2 separate regions of the Homo sapiens genome follow, and region 1 is linked to region 2. Evidence: chromatin loops called from intact Hi-C (ENCODE). Cell type or tissue: mammary epithelial cell. All regions are shown on one strand. Each heading gives the region's core, and the rest is flanking DNA. Links, peaks and the distances in the headings are about the cores only.

Evidence for each region. Hi-C counts contacts between places; a loop is a spot of excess contacts. Peaks named below come from ENCODE experiments on the same cell type or tissue, not always from the same donor. Only the 100,000 strongest peaks of a DNase experiment are listed, where the experiment ranks them.
Region 1: a loop joins it to region 2, with 2.7 times the contacts of the local background. A loop is called at or near these places in 2 of 110 quality-filtered maps.

The regions. Positions count from the first base shown.
Region 1 is chr21:34,795,412-34,806,204 of GRCh38, reverse strand. It overlaps RUNX1 (RUNX family transcription factor 1), which reads left to right. Exons shown (of 9, transcript NM_001754.5): 8 at 6,743-6,904. Among named protein-coding and RNA genes, the nearest start is that of RUNX1-AS1, 36 kb to the left of the region's middle. In mammary epithelial cell, for the core only: a CTCF peak has its summit at 4,509 (motif pointing left); DNase peaks (open chromatin) are centred at 3,474, 3,794, 4,834 and 7,964; H3K27ac peaks cover 6,449 bases.
Region 2 is chr21:35,369,589-35,380,381 of GRCh38, reverse strand. It overlaps LOC100506403 (a long non-coding RNA gene), which reads left to right. Exons shown (of 3, transcript NR_073512.1): 3 at 7,589-7,875. Among named protein-coding and RNA genes, the nearest start is that of RUNX1, 330 kb to the right of the region's middle. RefSeq lists a silencer at 2,557-2,851 and an enhancer at 8,716-9,217. In mammary epithelial cell, for the core only: no CTCF peak of the experiment used is centred there; a DNase peak (open chromatin) is centred at 5,061; H3K27ac peaks cover 2,437 bases.

The DNA of each region.
Region 1 (10,793 bases), core at 1,460-9,459, 570 kb after region 2:
TAATCCACACTGCCAATCTCTGTCTTTAAATTGGTGCATTTAGAGTATTCATATTTAACCTAAGTATTAATATAACTGCAGTAGTATCAATCATATTTATAACTTTTATATTTGTTGCACCTGATTCTTCCCCCCACACCTCTTTTTCTACCTTTTATAGGTTTAACTGAACATTTTATATGATTCCATTTTATCTCCTCTGTTAGCATATTAATCATTCTTTTTAAAAATGTTTTTAGTTACTGCCCTAAAGTTTGAAAAGTACATGTATAACTAATCTACATCTAGCATCAAATAACTACCACTTCTTCCTTCCTGTTTATATCATTACTGCCTTTTATTTCATTTATCCACATGCTATAATCACTCAATACTTTGTTACTATTATTGTAAACAGTTATCTTTCAGATCAGTTAAGAAAAATAAAACTTAATTTTACCTTAATATAGTACTTTTCTAATGCTCTTCCTTTTTTATGCAGTTCTTTTTGACATTTCTCATAGGGCAGGTCAGCTGGCAATGAATTATTCCAGTTTTGTTTGTCAGAAAATATCCTTATTTCTTTGAATTTGAAGGATAATTTTGCTGAATGCAGAATAATAGTTTGGTAGCTTTTTTGTTGCAACACTTCATGTATTCTCCTTTCTTTGTGTTTGCATGGTTTCTGAAGAGAAAGATAATGTAATTCTTATCCTTTTTCCTCTATGGATAAGGTGTTGGCTTTTCCCCCTCTCTAGCTTCTTTCAAGATTTTCTCTTCTCTTTGGTTTTTTGCAGTTTAAATATGATATGCCTGGGTGTAGATTTGGTATTTATTATGCTTGGTGTTCTCTGAGCTTTCTGGATCTGTGGTTTGGTATCTGTCATTAATTTTGGAAAATTCATAGCCATTAATACTTCAAGTATTTCTTCCACTGTTTTCTTTTTCTTCTCCATCTGGTATTCCAATTACACATTACATCTTTTGAAACTTTCTCACAGTTCTTGGATGTTCTTTCTTTTTCCTCTTTATCTTTTTGTTTGGTAAGTTTCTGTATCTTCAAGTTCATTGGTTCTTTGCTTTGTCATGTTCTGTCTACTAAGTAAGCCATTCCTCATTTCTGTTAGGGTGCTTTTGGTTTTTAGAATTTGCTTTTGAGTGTTAAGAGTTTCAGGCTGGGCACGGTGGCTCATGCCTGTAATCCCAGCACTTTGGAAGGCCGAAGTGGGTGGATCACCTGGGGTCAGGAGTTCGAGACCAACCTAGCCAACATGGTGAAACCCTGTCTCTACCAAAAATTACAAAAAAAAAGAAAAAATAGCTGGGCGTGGTGGCAGGTGCCTGTAATCCCAGCTACTCGGGAGGCTGAGGAGGAGAATCACTTGAACCCAGGAGGCGGAGGTTGCAGTAAGCCAAGATTGCGCCACTGCACTCCAGTGTGGGCGACAGAGCGAGACACTGTCTCAAAAAAAAAAAAAAAAAAGTTTCCATCTCCCTGCCTACATCATCCATCTCTTCTTGCACCTTGTCTTCTTTTTCCACTAGAGCCATTAACATGTTAATCATTGTTAAATTCCCTGTCTTGTAATTCCAAAATCTGTGTCACATCTGGGTCTGGTTCTGATGCTTGCTTTATCTCTTCAGACTGTGTTTTTTTCTTGCCTTTCTTGTAATTTTTTATTGAAAGTTTAACATGATTTATCAGGCAATAGGAACTTAGTAGGCCTTTAGCGTGAGTTATTATTCTCATGTACCCAAGAGTTGGGCTGTATTTAATGTTTTCAGAAGGTACCAGAGACTTCAAATTCCTCTAGCGTCCTTGTTTTTGTCTCCCATGTCATCTGTGAGCTTCTCTATGAACTCCTCCTTAGTCAGTATGTTGAAGCTCTTTCAGCCATAACCCACTGTTATAATAATATATTGGATCCTGTGAGAATCTGGTGGAGTTCCTGAATGAAAAACCCACAACAGTGCACTTCCTCCTGAAACTGTAGCCCCTAGGAGTGTCTTATTCGCACACTAGTCTGTACTGAGCCTCTAGCAATCTGTCAAAATCACCATTAAGTGTTCTCATCAGTTTATGAATTCAGAAATTCTGCTCCCAGCAAGCAGACCTCACTATGATTCTCTATATTTGCCTGCTTCTCAAAATTTGGGGTTGCAGTTTGCCCTGCAACTTCAGCTTTCCATTGGACTTAAGAAAAGTCATGGATTTTCAGTTTGTTCAGCATTTTTTCTTATAAAAACAAGAGTGATGACTCTCAAGCTCTTTAAATTTTGGAACTGAAACTAGAAGCAACAGGACATTCTGACATGAATTATTTAAAAGGGTCATTGTTGACTCTAGAGACATTTTAATATTGCTGCATCAAAAGATAAAAGCATTCTCCTTTCTTCTTGTGTGATATATGCCGTGTACACCTCTGAGCTCACCACTAACCTCAACTCTACCTTATCCCTAACTTCCCATTTCAAATGGAAGGGAATGGGGATCAAGGAGTAGAAGGCCTGTTTTACCCATTATTGATGATTAAAAAGCTGAAAATAACCCATCACAAAATGGCCTCAGTAAAGTGGCTGCATCAGACATCATTTAGCCTGGAAAACCAGTATGCATAAAGGCTCAAATTTAAATTTTTGAATCCAGTGTTTTTTATTTATTATTATTTTTTTTTTTCTGAGACGGAGTCTGGCTCTGTCACCTAGGCTGGAGTGCAGTGGCACGATCTTGGCTCACTGCAAGCTCCACCTCCTGGGTTCATGCCATTCTCCTGCCTCAGCCTCCCGAGTAGCTGGGACTACAGGCGCCCGCCACCATGCCCGGCTAATTTTTTGTATTTTTAGTAGAGACAGGGTTTCACCGTGTTAGCGAGGATGGTCTCGATCTCCTAACCTCATGATCCACCCGCCTCGGCCTCCCAAAGTGCTGGGATTACAGGTATGAGCCACTGCGCCCGGCCCTGAATCCAGTATTTTTTAATAGAAACATGAGTTGGTTGAGATACTGAGTTCCTGCCTTCTCCATCCTAATCCCAAATTTCCAATCTTTGGAAATTTGCCCCTTTACCATTTAATCTCCTGAGCCCAGCTCCTCTCCAGCCTGAAGAGTGTGTCTGTCAAGACTGTAGCTGTGAACAAAACACTATTACTTGAGCCTTATCCTGGAGCAAATGTGTGTGGTCTCACCAATGAACATCAGATAAGTCCCTTGGCATGGATTTCTTTTCCTTTTTAGTAATACAATCATAAAGGTTATTCAGACTTATTGAGCATTTACTATGGCCAGAAATTGTGATACTTGCTTTCCATATAGTTTATCTCACTTACTCCTATTACCCTTTGAAGTCAGAATTCTAACTATGAATCAGAGAAAATAAGTGACCTGCCTAAGGTCATCCAGTTGGTTTATGGTGAAGGCAGGATGCAAACTGAAATTTGTCTGTGATTTGAGTTCGGTGCTTTCCCTAGTCTCCTCCTCTCAGAGGCAGAACATAAGCATGTAATAGATACCACTAGGGTTCTTGTTTCTACCTTGGGAACAGCTGTTTGCAAGTCCAAATTAGGCAGCTAATCTAGCAGTTAGCCCAGATACAGCCCTTGGGCACCCTAGTAGCTGTAACTTCCAGAAGGCAGGAACCTTCCATTCACTAGTGAGTCCCCAAAACAGTGGCCCAAGTGAAGCAAAAATGTTTGTTGGAAATATGAGTGAATGAAAAAGTAATTTCATGAACACATGAATGAATAAATGAATGAAGCAACACCCAGTATGATGATTAATGCCACAGGAAGATGCCTTTCCAAGCATCACAAGATCCTGGGATCTTCACTGACTGTAAGTGCCTGTGGGGCAGGGACCATGTTGGTCTTATTCATCACTCTCCTGCCAGGTAAATTAGCACATTCCTGGCACACTGTAAATGTTCAATAAGCTTTTGTTCTTTTAGATGGATTGACTTATCAGAGGCAACTCTTTCAAGAACAAGTAGCCCTGTGCTCTGGAGAATGATTTACAGTGGTTCTCTTCCTCAGCCTGGGGCCTTTTCTGGATAACTCCCATCGTACTCTCCTCTACTTCCTCTTCCTAGAATACACAAATTTATTATTACAGGCACCACTCTTCACCCCACATCTGATTCTTCCCTGACTCTGCTTAATGTACAAGTAAAGCAAAGAAATACTGTGTAGGACCTATTGGAATTAGAATCCTGCTCTGTCACCATTGGAAAGGATTTAGGGATCACCTCCTTCGGAGGTGAGAATAAGAAAGTGTCAGTGAGTAATCCAATGTCACCCAGTTGCTCACCAGACAGAAAGACCAAGAGTTCACCTCTCCTGCCTATTAGTCCAGTGCTCGGGTGGCCCATGAGTTCATGTTGGCCCTGTCAGACCAAAGACAGTAATGAATATTAAACCCAGAATGCACCATATTATCAGGCCTTTTTTGTTTTTGTTTTCTATTAGTAACACAGGTAGAAGAGGAAACAACTAAAACCCCAACATTAGAGGCTCACCATCCCCACCTTCTGGCCCACCACTGGCAATGAACCCAAGCACAGGTCACTGTGGTCTCATGAAAGAAAACTGATGTGGGGGTTGGGTGGGCTTCAGGGTGTTGACTGCCATCTTCCCCTCCAGCACCTGAAAAGCTAAGTTATGGTGTGAAGTCAGAAAATGTGGAATCTGCAAGCCTGTCTTTAAAAAACAAAAAAACTCATAGAACTTGGACTTTAATCATAAAGATCATTTTACCAAAGCATATTTTTTAAAGGCTGTGAAATATTATGCAACGTTTGCATGGTTTAATTATGAGTTTAGAAAAGCCTAGCACGACTTTTTCACTACAGTAAAACATGACGGAGCATGAATCATGGCATAGTACTTTATGCTTAGTGTGGCTTTAGACATGGGGTTAGAGGTGTGAGGCTGTCTACACAACAAGGCGTGAATTACTGTACTGCAGTTCACACCCCGGGGGGCTTTATGACAGTTCTGAAACCTCTTTTGTTTGCTTTTAAAATGATTAAAGTATTGGAGTACTATATATTCACTTAGTAAATGTGTGTATCTAGTATATACGCATGTCTTATACAAAATATCTAAGTATATGATTTTTTTTTCACTTGGAGCAAAATACTTGCAGTAGCATGGGGATATTGAACCGTCTGCTATTTCTGTTTGCCTTTAGTCATTGGAAACACTGTTAGCTGTAAGATTACACAGGAGCTTCAGCCAAGGTTGAACATTTATTTTCTGCTGAGTTTAAAATGGACCAGCTCCTTTTGTTCCTTGCCAGCTCTTTAAATCCTCTAAAATTTGGAATAAAATGAAGACCTTTCTTTAATATTAGATTTCAAAGATTCCAAGTTAAACTATTTGCCTGGGAACTACCAGGTTTTTTAAACTTAAAAAATCAGTTATTTTCACTCACACACAAAAAAGAAAGAAATGAATCAGTATGAGGGAGGGAGGGAGGCTGTCAGGAGAATACTGGGGAGGAAGACTTGGGTCTCCAAATGTCTGATTCTGTTATCCACTGTGGCAGCTTCAAAGAGATAAACAGAAAGGCAAACTTGAACTGCTGGAAATGAAAAGCCCCTGGAGGAAGCAGATCTGAATATTTTATAATGAGCAGAAATAGCTCATTTCTTTATGTCCTGACCTATACAAAACTTATACCCAGTATTTTCCTAAAGAAGTCTGCTCTTCCTACACTGCTACCTGCAGGATCATGAAGCTCTGGCTATGAAGACCCTTGGGAGTTACGGTAGTTCACTGTTATCTTTGTCCACAAAGTTGGGACATAAAGAGAAAATTAATGTTTAACTCCAAAGAAATGTAAAACTGTCTTCTAGTGGGACAGTGTCCAATTTAAGTTTCCTTACACATTTGCCTAAGAATAGCGTTGGTTTTCCTCCCCTTTTCATCTGCAAACAGTATGATGCTTTTGAAAATTAAGACTCCTTTGAACGCTGGAGTCAAATTGACAAAATCCACTTTGTCTAAATCTTTTGAAGTCAGACTTTTGTCTCTTCTCTATCCCAGGCCTCTTATAATGGCAATCTATAAAATACCTGCTAAAAACTCTGACTTTTAAAAGTTGCAAACTCGAAGTCCTGAAAAGGAACAGAAGGCTTGGGTTGATAGGGCCAGTTCTACTGCTGGGTTTGTGAACTAGTCATTAGACCTCATTGCCGGTTTCCCAGCCAGACCTTCTTTCCTGTCATCCTTGGGAGAGAATTCGCCTTACTATAAAACATTTACCAGCCCATGGAATACTTTTTGCCAAAGGTAAAGGTATAAAAAAAAAGCCCAAAACTCTACGTTCTTACCGAACACAGACAGGTGATCCCCTGAGTTTATAAAATGTTTCTGATGATGATAATTGTAATTATTGGCAAAGCTGAAATCATGTCAGCAGTCATATGATACTTGAAGTTCTCAAGTGCTGCAGTTCAACAGTCTGGACATTAATACTTCTACCTTGAAAGTGTAATCCATTCCTCTCATCATTGTTAGCATGATTAAATAAAACCTTTGGAAGGAATAGTTATCAGGTGAAAATCTCCAAGAATCAGTCTCTTTTGGGGGAAAATAATCCAACAGAGGCAGATACTTGGACTTGAGTAGGCTTATTAAACCCTGGTACATAGGCCACATACATGTATGTGACATATTTGAACAAGGGCCACTCATTTCTTATTAAAAGACATTTTTTAAATCCCACCCCACTTTACATATAATTGACCTTTCTGATTCTCTTCAGATACAAGGCAGATCCAACCATCCCCACCGTGGTCCTACGATCAGTCCTACCAATACCTGGGATCCATTGCCTCTCCTTCTGTGCACCCAGCAACGCCCATTTCACCTGGACGTGCCAGCGGCATGACAACCCTCTCTGCAGAACTTTCCAGTCGACTCTCAAGTAAGCCACTTGAAAACACATTCTTTGCAGCTGAGCTGGGGTGGAAGGTCCAGGAGACTAGAGGTGCATGAAGGAGTTGGCAGAACATTATTGAGTAAAACATGGTTTAAAGGTGACCTATCTCTACTCTGAGTCCCATGCCCATGCACTGATTTTCTTGGATACATAAGAGGCAGAGATTGTGGATGTGAAGGCAGAAGTGGCTTGGAGAAGTAGGTTCCTTAGACATCTAAAGTTGTTCACATTTGGCAAGAAAGGATGGTGACTGAAGGGTTAAGAACAATATAAAAAGCCAAAGTTTTCAACTTTTAGGACTCATTATTCCAAATGAATTCTGGACTAATGGGACTGGTCCATGCGGTGGTGGTAAATTTTCACAGATCACATGGACAGCACACGGGAGTACATGTGGAATGGGAAATAAATACAGCCGCCCCTTGGTATCCATGGAGGACTGGTTCCAGGACCCCCCATGGATACCAAAACCCATGGATGCTCAAGTCCCTCATATAAAATGGTATATTTATATATAACATATATATCCTCCCATGTATTTAAATCATCCCTAGATTACTCGTAATACCTAATAAAATGTAAATGCTATGTAAATACTTGTTATACTGCATTGTTTAGGGAATGACAAGAAGAAAAGTCTGTATATGTCTAATACAGACACAACCATCCTTTTTTTTAATAATATTTTTGATCTACAGTTGGTTAAACAGGTGCAGAACCCACGGATATAGAGAACCGACTGTATACCCCAAATTAGACATTCCAACTAAGCGCTGTTCATACAGAGGCCAGAGGAACAGCGTGAAAAACTCAGGTGTCATGGTTAGCATAATTGTTGTTAATATGAGCTCATTAAGTATTAGTCATTTAACCTATGAGCCCTTTGGGCTTGGCACTCACCTTTGCTCGTGGGCAGGGAAATCAGAGTTACAGAGAAAAATTCCTTTGTTGAAGGCAAAAGAAGAAACTTAGTGTTTGGGGCTTTGAAATTGGAGCTGCACCAAACTGTGAAAATACTTCAGAGAACTTCAGTGTTATGATGCCTGCAAACACACTCGCATGTGTGTTGGGGGAACGGGGCGGGTCTTGCTTTTCAGCTCTTGGGATCAAATTATAGCAGATTAGGGGGCAGGCACAGGGGCAGTGGAGTCATGTCTGCCATTTTAAATGTTGTGTAATGTTGTGTTTTCCAGACAGTTGTGATTACTTCAGGTTTCACCAGATGCCTTAGCTGCTGTTCAGAGCTTCACAGAATGCCTTCTAAGAGCTTCACAACGGCAGTACTATTGACATTTGGGGCCAAATAATTCTTTGTTGGGGGGGGTCTGTCCTGAGCATCGGAGAATATTTAGCAGCATCCTTGGCCTCTAGATGCCAATAGCATCCCCCTCACCCCAGTTAGGACAATAAAAAATGTTTCCAGACATTGCCAAATTTCCCAAGGGGCAAAACTGTCCCCAGGTGAGAACCACTGCCTTCCAGTGTTCTTGGGTGGTACAGTAAAATAGGAAAACCAACTTAAGTGCTTGGTTTTCACATTACTTTTGGCCATTAATGCCAATATTTTCATGGTACATTCTGCTCCAAGGCATTGAGAGTAGCACAGGTATCTTGGCATCTTGTTTAGCTTGTGGTTTCTAGAAGCTTATCCCTCAAGAACAAAGGCACTTGTCAGCTTTTACTGATTGTTCTCAGGGCACCCCTCTGCACACCGGCTACGGTCTTCACCTGAAATAATGCCTGTTCTCCTTCAAATGTTCCTGCTATGGGTCTATCCTTTGGAATTTATTACATAAGTCTTTTGACTTGGTCATCACCCAAGATCAGCACCTTATAGTCCAAGAACCCTAGGGGCCAACTCCTCCAGCTGACTGGTGTTCAGATGGTAGGGTGACTTTTTAAATAAAAGGAATGAGTAACATGTGCACTCCAAAGTCCCATATCACAGTTACATTTGTGAATATCCTGGACTTCAATCACCCAAGGAGTAAGAGAGAACATTTTATGGCATGGGAGTGTGAAGTAGATAAAAACCATGCCTCATTTCAGAACCCAAGAATGATTCTTTTCTTTTTGGAGGGAGGACAGAATTCCAGATGAGCTTTCACAGTGGCATAGAACAGTATGGGAGACTGCTCTTCAATTTGGCAGAACTCCCTCTGAGAAATCAAGCCTGGAGCACAGGCCTGAAAAGTGTTGTCATAAACCTGGAGGCAGGAGGGGGGTGGAATACATAAAAGGAAAGTGGCTGCCTGGCCGACAGCTTTGAGAACCTGACACTGCTCTGTGGCTGCTTTGCCTTTTAATCCAGCCCGACAGCTTTGTGCTCTGCCCCTCTTCCCGGCCCCAGCCCCACCTGGGCTTCCTTCTGCGCTGGGGACTTGGACTCTGTCTGTCTCTCTCTCTCTATCCTTTGCAGACAGACTCCACACCTTGTCTGAAAAGAGTTGTCATCTAGAGGTTTACTTTTTTTTTTCTTTTTCAAAAAAAATTAATGTTTAGCTGCCAACCTGGGCGACAGACAGCATGCATTAATCTGAGTCATGCAAAAGCTCCTTTTAAGGCAGCCATTACCTGCTCAGGTTGTTTAATCCTCTGGGGGCAGTAGGAGGGGCCCTGTAGCGAGGCTGCTTTCATCCATGTCAAGCTGGAGAGCGAAGACTTGAGCTGTCATGGCAAATATTTAGCCCCATCAATGGGAAAACACTTCCAACCAAAATACCTGGACCTCCTAAGCCCCAGATTTCCTACTCTTAAAAACTCTCTGTGAATATCAGGGGATCCCAACTCCCCCCACACTTCTGCTGAATCAGGGGACACCAGGCCAGCCAAAAGGACAGAAGAGCTACAGCTGGATGGGTGAACTGCGCAGACTGATGGGTTTGAATAAGGGATCTGAGACAAGACACAAAGATGAAAACCAACATTTGAATATAGCATTTGAATCTGAGCATATCTAGAAGGCCTAAGATATTGTATTATCAAAATGTGTGTAAAAAAGATAGTTTGACCAAATGGATGGTCTTTTGTAGTATGACGTTGCTCATGTGTACATAGAAGAAGGATCACAGGCAGCATTGCAGCTCTTTCTTTTGGATGTTCTCCTCACAAGTGAAAGAACTATTTTCCCCCAACAGCTGAGACCATAACATCATTCCAGTACTTATGTCCATGACAAATCACGGACTCACTCTGGATTCCAGTAACTTGGTACCATCACCACATTACCATGTAGTAGTTGGAACCTACTGGCAGAGCATGTCCAGACATTGCTGTAAAACAGGGTGACCTTTCGTTCATTTTCCAGTGGATTCACCTTTTTGTCTCAGGGCAAATGAAGCAAGAGGAATAATGGGCAGAGTCATTTATTTGTGTCCAGAGTATTGCATCAGATGACAACAAACTGACTGTATTTGCCTAATGCTTTTCCTCCTGTCCCAGCTTCTCCGTAGACTCTATAAATCTAAATGGAAAAATGGAGTAAAGCTTCCTGTTAACTCTCAAACATGTCACAGCTCTCCATGTCAGCAAAAACAAGTGACACAGGGCTTGCTCACAGATGGCCCCAAAGAGCGGGCAGGGATGAACCCTGTGGAATGAGGTGTGGCCTGGCTCGAGAATGACTAGAGTGTGGCCAAGGAAGGGCAGCCTCAGAACCACTGTCCGTTTACAACGTTTTCCCTGCCCACATGTCTGCCTGGCTTTGAAAAGATTAACAGGAGTGTTTGTTTGAAAGTCAGACTCCTGGTTTCCTCATTAGTGAAGGGATCTGCTACAGACTTGGGCTGTTTCTATAAACTTTAATTACCTCTGATGAGGAGTGTATCCCCTCATCACATTCACCCCAAAGGTACAGAGGAGTTCATTTTTAAAA
Region 2 (10,793 bases), core at 1,308-9,307:
CTAACACCAAGTAATGCCTGACAAGAGTTTGACCAGCATGGTAGCCTGAAGATGAAGTATCATTTAACTGGAATAATAATAATATTTTTGCCAGGTAAAACATAGGATGCCCAGTTAAATGTGTATTTCAGATAAATGGCAAATAATGTTTTGCATAGCGGTGTCTCAAACATTTCATGGGACCTAGTTATATTACAAATATTTACTGTTCATCTGAAATTCGAATTTAACTGGGAATTTTGTATTTTTATTTGCTAAAACTGGCAACCTTTGATAATAGGATTTACCTCAGAGGATTTGGTGATTAAATAAAGTTATACAAGTAGCATGCCCAGAAGAGTCTTCACATGTAATATGTGTTTAATCAATGGAGGTATCTCTTAAGTAAATGGAAAACAATTTCCCGGTTCCGTAATGATTGCTGGGAGTTGACCATGCTAGACCATGCTAAATTTTGCATATTCAAAATAATCCAGCATTCAGCTGAATATTTCCCCGTTTCTGTCTGCTTTTTAGTTAGCTCCTGTCTTTCAAGTTATTTAAGAATGCTTATAGGCTAGGTGTGGTGGTTTACACCTGTATTCCAGTGCTTTGGGAGACTGCGCTGGGAGGAGAGCTTGAGGCCAGGAGTTCAATACCAGCCTGGGAAACATAGTGAGATCTTATTTCTACAAAAAATAAAAAAAAATTAACAGGGCATGGTAGTGAGCACTGCAGTCCCAGCTACTTGGGAGGCCAAGGCAGGAGGATCTCTTGAGCCCAGAAGTTTGAGGTTATAGTGAGCTATGATTATACCACTGCACTCCAGCCTGGGTGACAAAGCGAGATCCTGTCTTTAAAAATATTTAAATAAAATAAAAAATATATTTTTAAAAAAGAATACTTATAATTTCGTTATCTCCATTTCCACATTATATTGTAGATGCTTAGTAAATGTTTAAAAAATAGTCTGTGTTAAGCTTTGAAAAAACAAACATCCAGCCCAATCCTTTTTCCTCTTTTTGTTACTGAAAACATGGCTTATTAAGTTTTGAAGACTCTCTCTTTCCCAATCAGTAACTTCTACCCTCTCAATTCCTTCTACAATGACATAATCCAGCCTTTCATACCATCAGGCCCACTGTAAGAACTGATCCTGATACCAGGTACTTTGTATCCAGGAATGGAATCACACAGTGAATGGGTGGAGTTAGGCATAGCTTAGGTCTACTTTGGGTGCCCAAATGGTGAAGAATTGGCTTTTAATTGAGGAAGCCTTTCATCTGTAGACTGAGGCCTAAGGGAAAACACTCAGCAGGTTCTCTATGCCTCTTTGTGAAGACCCGGAATCTCATGACAAATGACCAGGGACTGAAGCCCCAGCCAAACAGCTAACCTTGTCCTGAAGGATAAGTCACACTGTGTGAGGATCATCTGAGGACTCTCCTAAGGAAGAGGAATGGACATGTAAGATCCTGGTCTACTGCATCACTCTATTCTATGCTCAGGTCTTACTAAAAGAGAACAACAAGGACAAGGCAATAGATACGGCTGCTGATCATTGGTCTGGTCCTCTGTCCCTGTGATGAATTCTTTATTGCTCACTCTAATTATCTCATCATCATTGTTTCTCATTGATGTGCTCCCTCTTGCTCTCCTTCTCATTTGTCCCCTGCCGCCACCCGGCCGCAAGACTGTAAAACTGTAAAACAAGATATTGGATATGGAGGAGTGACTGGTATGAAATGCACCTTTGAGTGTAACTTCCAGGAGTCCCTAAGAATCAAGTCCGTGCCACAAAATACAGTAGCTATTACTAGACAAGCAGCTCTCATAGATTGCTTTAATGAAGCTGATTTTTCATACACCTACTTCAGCTTTCAGAAGTTTTCCTGGAGGTTTGACTGCTTATGCATTGTTTCTCACTACTGGAGAATTTCTGATGTTTTCATTTGTTTGTCCTTTGAGCAGAGAACCAGCAATTGGATAACAAAAGTATCTCCTTTTAAGCACATTCAGTCTTTTGGAAAAATATTTAGAGCTTTCTTAAATATAATAACACATAATAAAAATGATCAGCCTGTAAAGCTACAAGTCCTCTCTGGCCTTTTGTGGTTGTTTTGTCTGCCTCCAGTCATTGCACTATCCTGCCATCACTTTCTTGCAGGGAAAAGACTTCCAAAAGTCTTATTTGCCACCTGGTCCCAGAGACTTCCCCAGTGTGTACCCAGTGGATGCAAGTGAGAACACCGCTTTTGGGGTCCTAAGCATGTGGGTCACAGTAGTTTGTGGGAACAATGTGTAATAAAAGTCTTCTACATTGATCAACTTTTGATATTTACGTTGGTTGGTAATGAGAGAAAGCTCATGTATGAGAGATAGGCATGGTTGGGAGTTTAGGTTCTTTTTGAATTCGTTCATATGGGTCCTTAGGCAAACCTGTTCCCTCTTGCGACATATGTTTTCATCCCGTGGAGCAAGACCAGCCTACCACAAAATGTGTGATGAATATTTTATTTCTGAACCTAACTACATGATTTTGTATGGAATAAAAACATAAGAAATTCATTGTCCGATGTTGTAGATGCTTTTTTATTGGCATCAATTGTCAGAGGTGTAATAATTGCAAGCATCCATATCACAGGAAATTCCAGAGAAGTGAGAAAGACTTAGAATAATAGAATTTTAATGCAGGGAGGAAGCTTAGCGATCACTCTGGCTGTGAACTGCATCTCCAAGGAGGAACTCACATCTTGGGACAGCCAAGGTGACACAGTAAGCTGGGGAGGGGCAGGAGAACTGGGACCAGACCCGGGGGTCTGCTCTCCTAAGCCCATGCTCTTCAACTGTGGCTCTGCAGAAATGTATGTGTTTTTTGTTTTTACTGAATTGAATGTCTGAATGAACTCCAATTCATTTGCAAAAAATGCCAAGAAAAATGTTGAGTTTGTTTTTTTAAATATCCAGAATTAAAAATGTGTGTTGCAGAGAATAACACCCTTTTAAGAATATATTATTAAACAGGATCACGGGAAGGCCTTTAAGGTATTAATGAGTGGATTTCACAGGAAGCAAACCATCATATATGATATAGTTACATTTTACATTTTATATCTTTGGAACTCAACTATAATTGAAGGCACTGATTGCACTTATAAGTGAATATTCTTTCTGCCCTCAATGTGTTTTCTGAGATAGGTGTATTTGTTCCAGTGTACTATATTTGTTGATTTTATTAAAGATTCTATTATAATAAAATTTAAATATTCACATTTCTGTATATAAAATGAAAGTGTAATATTTATTATATAATTATAATAAAACAAAAACAAACCAACACTGAAAGGATGGGGATCCACAATTTTACTTTCTTATTGTTCTAGCCTGTTAGGAAGTCTGTTGTTTATAAATTGTGGTTTCTGAAATAACCCTCATTTTTTTGCTACCACTCTGAAGTTCAGTGTTAATTTTTTAGCATCAGCTGTCATCCTTCCCATCACAGTCACCACTGGTAGTTATAAAGCAATTTCAGTTCTATCCATTAGCCAAGAAAAGAGATACTTATTCATAAAATACTTGGAAATTGTCAGAAAAATACAGAAATGGGCAGCATTGAGAGTGGATCGGTACTGGAATCCGTGCTATGAGTAAAGAAATTTGAAGTTAGAAGCATGTGTTAGAGAAATCTGTGGAGGACAACGAAAAAAATTAAAAATAGAACTACCAGTGGAAGCAATCCCACTTCTGGGTATTTATCCAAAATCATCAAAATCAAGACCTCAGAGAGATATTTGCTCTCCCGTGTTCATTGCATCACTACTCACAATAGCCAAGGTATAGAGATAACCTAAATGTCCATTGCTGAAAGAGTGGAAGGAAGCCGGGCGTGGTGGCTCATGCCTGTAATTCCAGAACTTTGGGAGGTCGAGATGGGTGGATCACCTGAGGTCAGGAGTTTGAGACTAGCCTGGCCAACATGGTGAAACCTCATCTCTACTAAAAATACAAAGATTAGCTGGATGTGGTGGTGTGCACTTGTAGTTTCAGCTACTTAGGAGGCTGAGGCAGGAGAATTGCTTGAACCCAGTAGGCAGAGGTTTCAGTGAGCCGAGATCATACCACTACTCTCCAGCCTGGGTTGACAGAGTGAGGCTCTATCTCACAAAAAAAAAAAAAAAAATGGATAAAGAAAATATGGTATATTCATACAATAGAATATTATTCAGCCTGAACAAAAAAGGAAACCATGAAATATGCAGCAGAATGGATGAACCTGGATGACACTGTGTTTAGTGAAATAAGCCAGTTACAGAAAGACAAATGTAGCATGAGGCATCTAAAATAGTCAAACTCACAGGAGCGAGAGTAGAAAGGTGGTTGCCGGGGGTTGAGAGTGGGAGGAAATTGATGTGTTGCTATTCAAAGGGCATAAAGTTGCAGTTAGGCAAGACGAGCAAGTTCTATAGATCTGCGGTACAACGTTGTACCTATAGATAACAATACTGTGTTGTACACTTAGACATTTCTTAAGTGGGCAGATCTCATGTTAAGTGTTCTTACCATAATTTTTTTAAAAAGTGATATGGAGGACCCAAAATACATCAGGCACTGCTTGTCTGTAAGCCACTGGAGAATGCCGTTGGCCTGTTTTCTGTCTTTAGTCCCAGCAGTAACCCCTCTATCATAGACATCATTTACCATGAAAAATGTGAACCCTAGAGAGAGTAAGTACTTTGCCCCAACTTATGCAACTGGAAGCATTAGACTTCATATTAGAGCTAATGATGAGGTCATCCCTGGGTGTGAAGGGTAGTGAGATCCTCCATCCTTGGGGGATGGTTAACCATCTACATCTTCTGTCCCATCTTCCAAAGCCAGAAAGAATCCATGGCTTAGGGATTCTCTGGTCAAAGGCTGACTTCACTGAAAAAGAAGAAGATTCAGATCAGTCTGTGCTGGGTGAAGTGACTCCAGAAATATGACGCAACTTATGCATTATGGGGAGCACACACCAAGGGGCCAGGCATCCAGGAGTGCCAAGACACTGTCCAGGCAGAAGATGAGCTTTCCCTTACATGGCTAGGTATGAATCAGACTCCAGCAATCCAGGCAGCTGTAACAGGAAGGCAAGTCTTCCTCCAATTCTGAAATAATTAGTAGTCACCATTAGGAATGTTGAGGCCAGTTAGTGTGTTCCTGTCTTCTAGACTTATCTACAGGGATCAGAAACATAGCCCTGACTGAATGGACCTCTGTCAACAGTGTAAAAGTCCTCTCTCATTCCTTGTCTAAATAGGCCTAATTCTTAGAGATCCCATAGATATCATAAAACTTATCTTTTCTAATAGGCAAGAGGAATATCACAATGCTAATTGCCTCTTTAAAAAAAAAGAAGTTCTGATTTGAAACCTGATAAACCTCTCAAGTAATGATTGGGTCATGTTTACCTAATTCTTATGCATCGGTGAGTGTCTAAAAGAAATCATTATTAAACCTAGCTTGCTGACTGCTTTCACTAAGTGTTAAATAATAAATAATGCATTTCTACTTCAATTAATCTACTTAGACATCTCACAGGCCAAATGCCTTGGTGGAGATGTTCTAATCTACAGAATCAATCCCCGGCATGACTCTGCCTCTTGACATTTGGAGCTCCCTAACACAGAGCTCTTAATTCCATATACAAGGTAAATGGATAATTTAGATGACCGAGTTCTGCCATTGTGCTCAGACTGATAAATAAGAGAAGGCACTGTAATGACAACTTGCAAATCTACTCAAGGCAAAATTTGGAATGAATCTTCACTCCCATCCATATGAGGCAATTTTTTCTTAATTTCATATGCTTGTACATTTTTCACCTTAACATGAAGGTGTGCGTGTGTGTCTAAGACTTTTGTAGAAGTGCTACGCATATTGTTTCCTTACTATGGGGTTTATTAAATGATCCAAATTCTAGTCTTATTAGGACTGCTTAAAAAGTATTAGCAGAAAGTCTGAGTATTCAAGATAACAAAAAAGTGTTTATGTAATATTAACTGTTATTTTGATATTTCCTTCTGATTCTCGTCTATGTAAATAAATATCTTATACAGTTGAAACCATAGTATACATGTCATTTTCTAACACTTTTTGATAATCATTATGTTGAAAGTGTTTCCATGTGACAGGAGCTTTAATAATTATAAATGTTAATATTAAGAATAATACCATGACTCATCTAAAAATGTACAGTGATTTAACACTCTTATTAATTTTGGAAGTTTCATTTGCTTCTCTATTTTTGTTATTAATTTCATAAATAATACTGACGTGAACATCTTTGTGCATAGAGGTTTTCTTTTTTCCTTTCTTTTGAGGTCAATGGTCTAAAGACATATAGTACAATTGCCACATGTAAATATATAGATTCACTCGATGCTTCCCAGGATTAGACATGATCACTGTGCAAAATATGTGATAATACAATAAACAGAAAGTTACTGTTTTTTTAAATGCATACTTTTAATTAATAGTGAGATTGAGACTTTTCCATTTCTGTGTTCACTAATTCTATGTTATCTTCTGCTTCTGCATATCATTAGGCTATGTATCTGTTGGCATCACTGCTTTATCATTTTAGGAGATTTCATCAAAATTTTGCAGGATTTGTAACCACATATAAGAGGAGTGGAGGATTAAAGGCAATCAATCAAAAGTATGGGTAATTGGTGTGCATTTCATATGCTGCTAATCTCAAGGAGTTAAAAACACACATCCTTTTAAAAATAGGAGCTAGAAAGTCCCCTGGAGGCAACATCTTTCTTCATTTGTTCCATACTTTGCATAGCATACTTCCTGGAGGACCCCTTTGTAAATTGTTGTGCCGTTGACTCAGATACTTTTTTCCAAGTTATCTCTGCTCACCCAGAGTACCCACCCTCGCCAAATATCGCACTCATTGTCATGCTTGAGAATGTCATCCATCACTTCTTGGTGGAGTTTGTAGGCCCTTGTTTATGCTGTGTCTTGTTCTGCCTACACCTCTGTTGTGGCTCCCCTCACCTTGTAATGACTTATTTATGCTTCAGTTTGTGCAACGGGCTGCGAGCCACTGTGAGAGCACAGGGGGTGGGGGGCTGTGCATTTTCATCTCCATGTCCTCAGTATACAGAATGGTGCCAGGAAGGGACTGAGTGCTCCATAAGTGCATGGAGGTACTCAACTCAGGCTTTCAGGTGCTCAATAAATGATTGTGGGTGATAAATGAATGGAATTAAATTGAGGGATTAATTTTTATATCAGTATGCTATATTGATATGTAATCCATATATTAAAAGCACAATTTTTATATTAATAGTTAATATAATTATATAAATTATATAATTAAGTATAATATATAATTATACAATGCAATTTATAATTTATATATGATATCAAAATGGTATATTGATATGTATTCAATATATTAAAAGCCCATTTTTATATGAATATTTAATACAATTAATCATATAAATTATATAGTTAATTATAATATATGCTTATATAAATATATAAGATAAATAATAATTATTACATAATTATTAATTATATAAATTATATGAATCCTATCACATTGTCTTCTTCCTAGGGTCTAAATCAACGTCTGGTTATGAAGGGCCTAGAGCCAGATAGGAGCTTCTTACAGCTTTTGGCAGTTTCTGGTGGAGGCCAGCTCTCCTTGTCATCTACCTTGGCCTGAGAAGCCTGTTCCCCTCTGCAGAGGATGAGCTCAGGGCTACACCTTTCCTTCCAGGCTCTCATGGTGTGGTCCAGGCTCCATTTCTTTCTCTTTGAACCTCACTTCAACATGATTAGAGTGACTGAAGGTAAAGAAATAGGAACTGTTTTACCGTAAATAAATTAGTCCCTGCTACACTTTTTCTCTGTGTTGTTTCATCACATGTACTCACCTCAAAGGTCTTTTCAGCCCTTCACACCCCTGTGAGTTGCATTAAGCAATGTCACAGTGCTGCAAAACGCTTAGAAATATGTGTGTGCGTCACACAGAACTGTCCAGCCTTCAGAAGGAAAGGACCGAACATCTTTGTGCGTCTCCCTGTGGGAAAACAAAGATAGAAACTCAAATGGGCTCATTCTTTGCCTACATAAATATGTTTATCAGATGCAATTAGACAGCAGAGAGAATGGAGTCCAGTGTGTTGGTGGAAAAGCTGAGAAAAGTCCATGAGGTTTTTGAAGACTGAGGTTTTCCATTTTGTTGTTCAGAGAAAACTAGATTGGATGCCTTGAAAGAAATTAAGATATTCTAGTTTACACTTTTCTTTGATATCATGAATTTTGATAGAACAATTGTTCTTGGACAAGGTTTTTCTTAACAGGCAATCTAAAAATTTCCCAGTGGGGCCTTTACTTAAATGAAGGAGATTTGAAGAGCAAAAACATAGCTATAACTGATTTTCAAAATTATATAACTATAGGATTTAGAACCATTCAGCCTTCTGAAACGCTTACAGTCATGATCTAAGGGCGTGACTATGACTTTGATAGGGAGGTAAATAACAAAGCCAGTGTTGTCCTGGCCAGGAAGCCGTAGAGGTAAGCCACTTTGTCTTTACATCTAAGCACCCTGCCCTGCACCCGGTTCAGTAAGTAGTGATGTCGAGTCTTGCCCCAGTTTATCTCCCAGGGATATTAGAATAAACACATTTGGAAACTAAAGATGCCGTGTAAACACAGTAAATTTATCCCTATTTTTGTTTAACATCTTAAGGGCTAGAATTTCCAGCTGTCTCTTCACACAAACTTCTTGCTGAGAGAGGGGGCGAGGGTACTTGAATTCAGAGATGTTGATTTTTGCCCCAAATACAGCATTTTTGAACTACAGATTCTTACTAATACAGGGTAAATACACCTCATTAAGCGGGTGACTTTTACAGCAGGAGGGCTACAGTTTCACCTGGGAAACCACACATGGATTGAGTGTCCTGATACAGCAGTGAGACGTCCTCTGTTCTGTGCATTCTGTAACTACACACTGAGACGCCATCTCTGACAGGTAAAAGTGCTGCTGCTTGTGGTGGCAATGGATAGTCACACTGTAGAATTTTTTTTTAAATGCAAGTGAAGTTTGCCAAGTAAACACCTCTTTTCAAAAATTAGAACTTAGATTGAAACTCATTTATGAAAGAATCACATGGCTGTGTCAACAGCTTAGAAGAAATTCATTTTTTTTTTTTAACTTTTCCTATTACCCAGATAGGCAAAAATAAATTCTGGATCATCCACTGAAGTTTCCAAGTGGTTTCCCTGAACCAGGGTTTCTAAATAGCAGCACTATCAACATTTTGCTCCTGATCATTCTTTGTTGTTGGGGCTGTTCTGTGCACTGTAGCAGAAACCCTGGCCCTTCGGAAGCCAAAATCACCCGTGGTTAAAATATCACTGTTCTAAACTAAACCAAAGCAAACAAATATTGAGCAAGATACCTGGGACCCTGGCCTCAGTTTCCACTTTGTCACCCCTTGGTCCTTTATTGTCCCTTTCCATACCTGTAAAATGGGCGCAGTGCCATCTGCTTCATTCATTCACCCCGTGGCATGTGTCAGAATCATTGAAACAGGGCCTGGCATGCTGGAGATGATTGATAGATATTTGTTAAATAAATGATGAATGAATGTATGAGGGAATGGATTGAAGAATTTGAGCACACAATTTGGAGATCTCTAAGGAAGACAGTATCCTCCTTTCATGGGTTCCCCCTGCAGCCCAGGGGCCTCCAGGTGTGTTTCTGTGTCTGTTCTCACAGTGTGGATGGAAGGTGGGAAACGTGCCCACGCTCTTGTGTGTCTGTTATTCTTAAGCACTCAATCCCTATTGCACAACTGAAAGCTTTATCCCCTAACGGGATAATCCCAGTAGTGTATGTATGTGTTTTTGTTGTTGGCTAATATTTTTGTTTTTGTTTTTCATTTTGTCAAAATGTCAGATGTCAAACTAGACTCATACCATGGCAAAGCGCGTGCAAAACGAGAATACTGCATTGTATTATTCTGTTCAACCATAGCCCTCTCTAAAAGTTTACATCCCTTTCTTCTGATTCTAAGTGGGATTCATCATGTTCCTTTACTTTAGTTTCCTCCCACATATCCCCACCCTCCACCCACAACAAAGGCTTAACCTATAAGTAAACATACATGCATATATATAACAAAAACTCATCCTTAGCTCATTTAGTTTGTTGTAAGTGACTGGGTTAAGCCACAAAATAAACCACTGTTAAAAAATAAATAAATAAATAATTAGGAATAGCTTTGCATACATGTTCTTTGTAGAAAGCATAACATATTTCTACGAGGGAATAATAACATTCACTCACATTGATTTAACCACCAGCCCTAGGAAATTATTGACATTGCTTTCTGGACACTTATAGAAAATACCTTTGAGTTATAGCAACTCCTTTACTTCTCCATACTGTTCCATAAAATCTTTATAAACACATTTATTTGTAATATCTGTGTAAAAGCTATCATGGGCTCGCTTCATTTGTGTATTAAGTACGTGTCATCACAAGAAATAATGTAACTTACAGAGGTGAGAAAATTTAAGTTCATGCTAAGTTTTGCAGGTTTTTCAAACAACTAATTCTTCAGGTTAACTTCATTCTGCTGTTTTCTGAAATCTGGCATACAACTGGATAAGACAATAAATGGTATCAATAAATGCTGTCTTTCCTTTTGATTATTTTGATAATTAATAGAATAACTTATGACATATTTCAATTACATTATCTTGACATTGCTAAGAACACAGAATAATATTCCTGAAGTCTA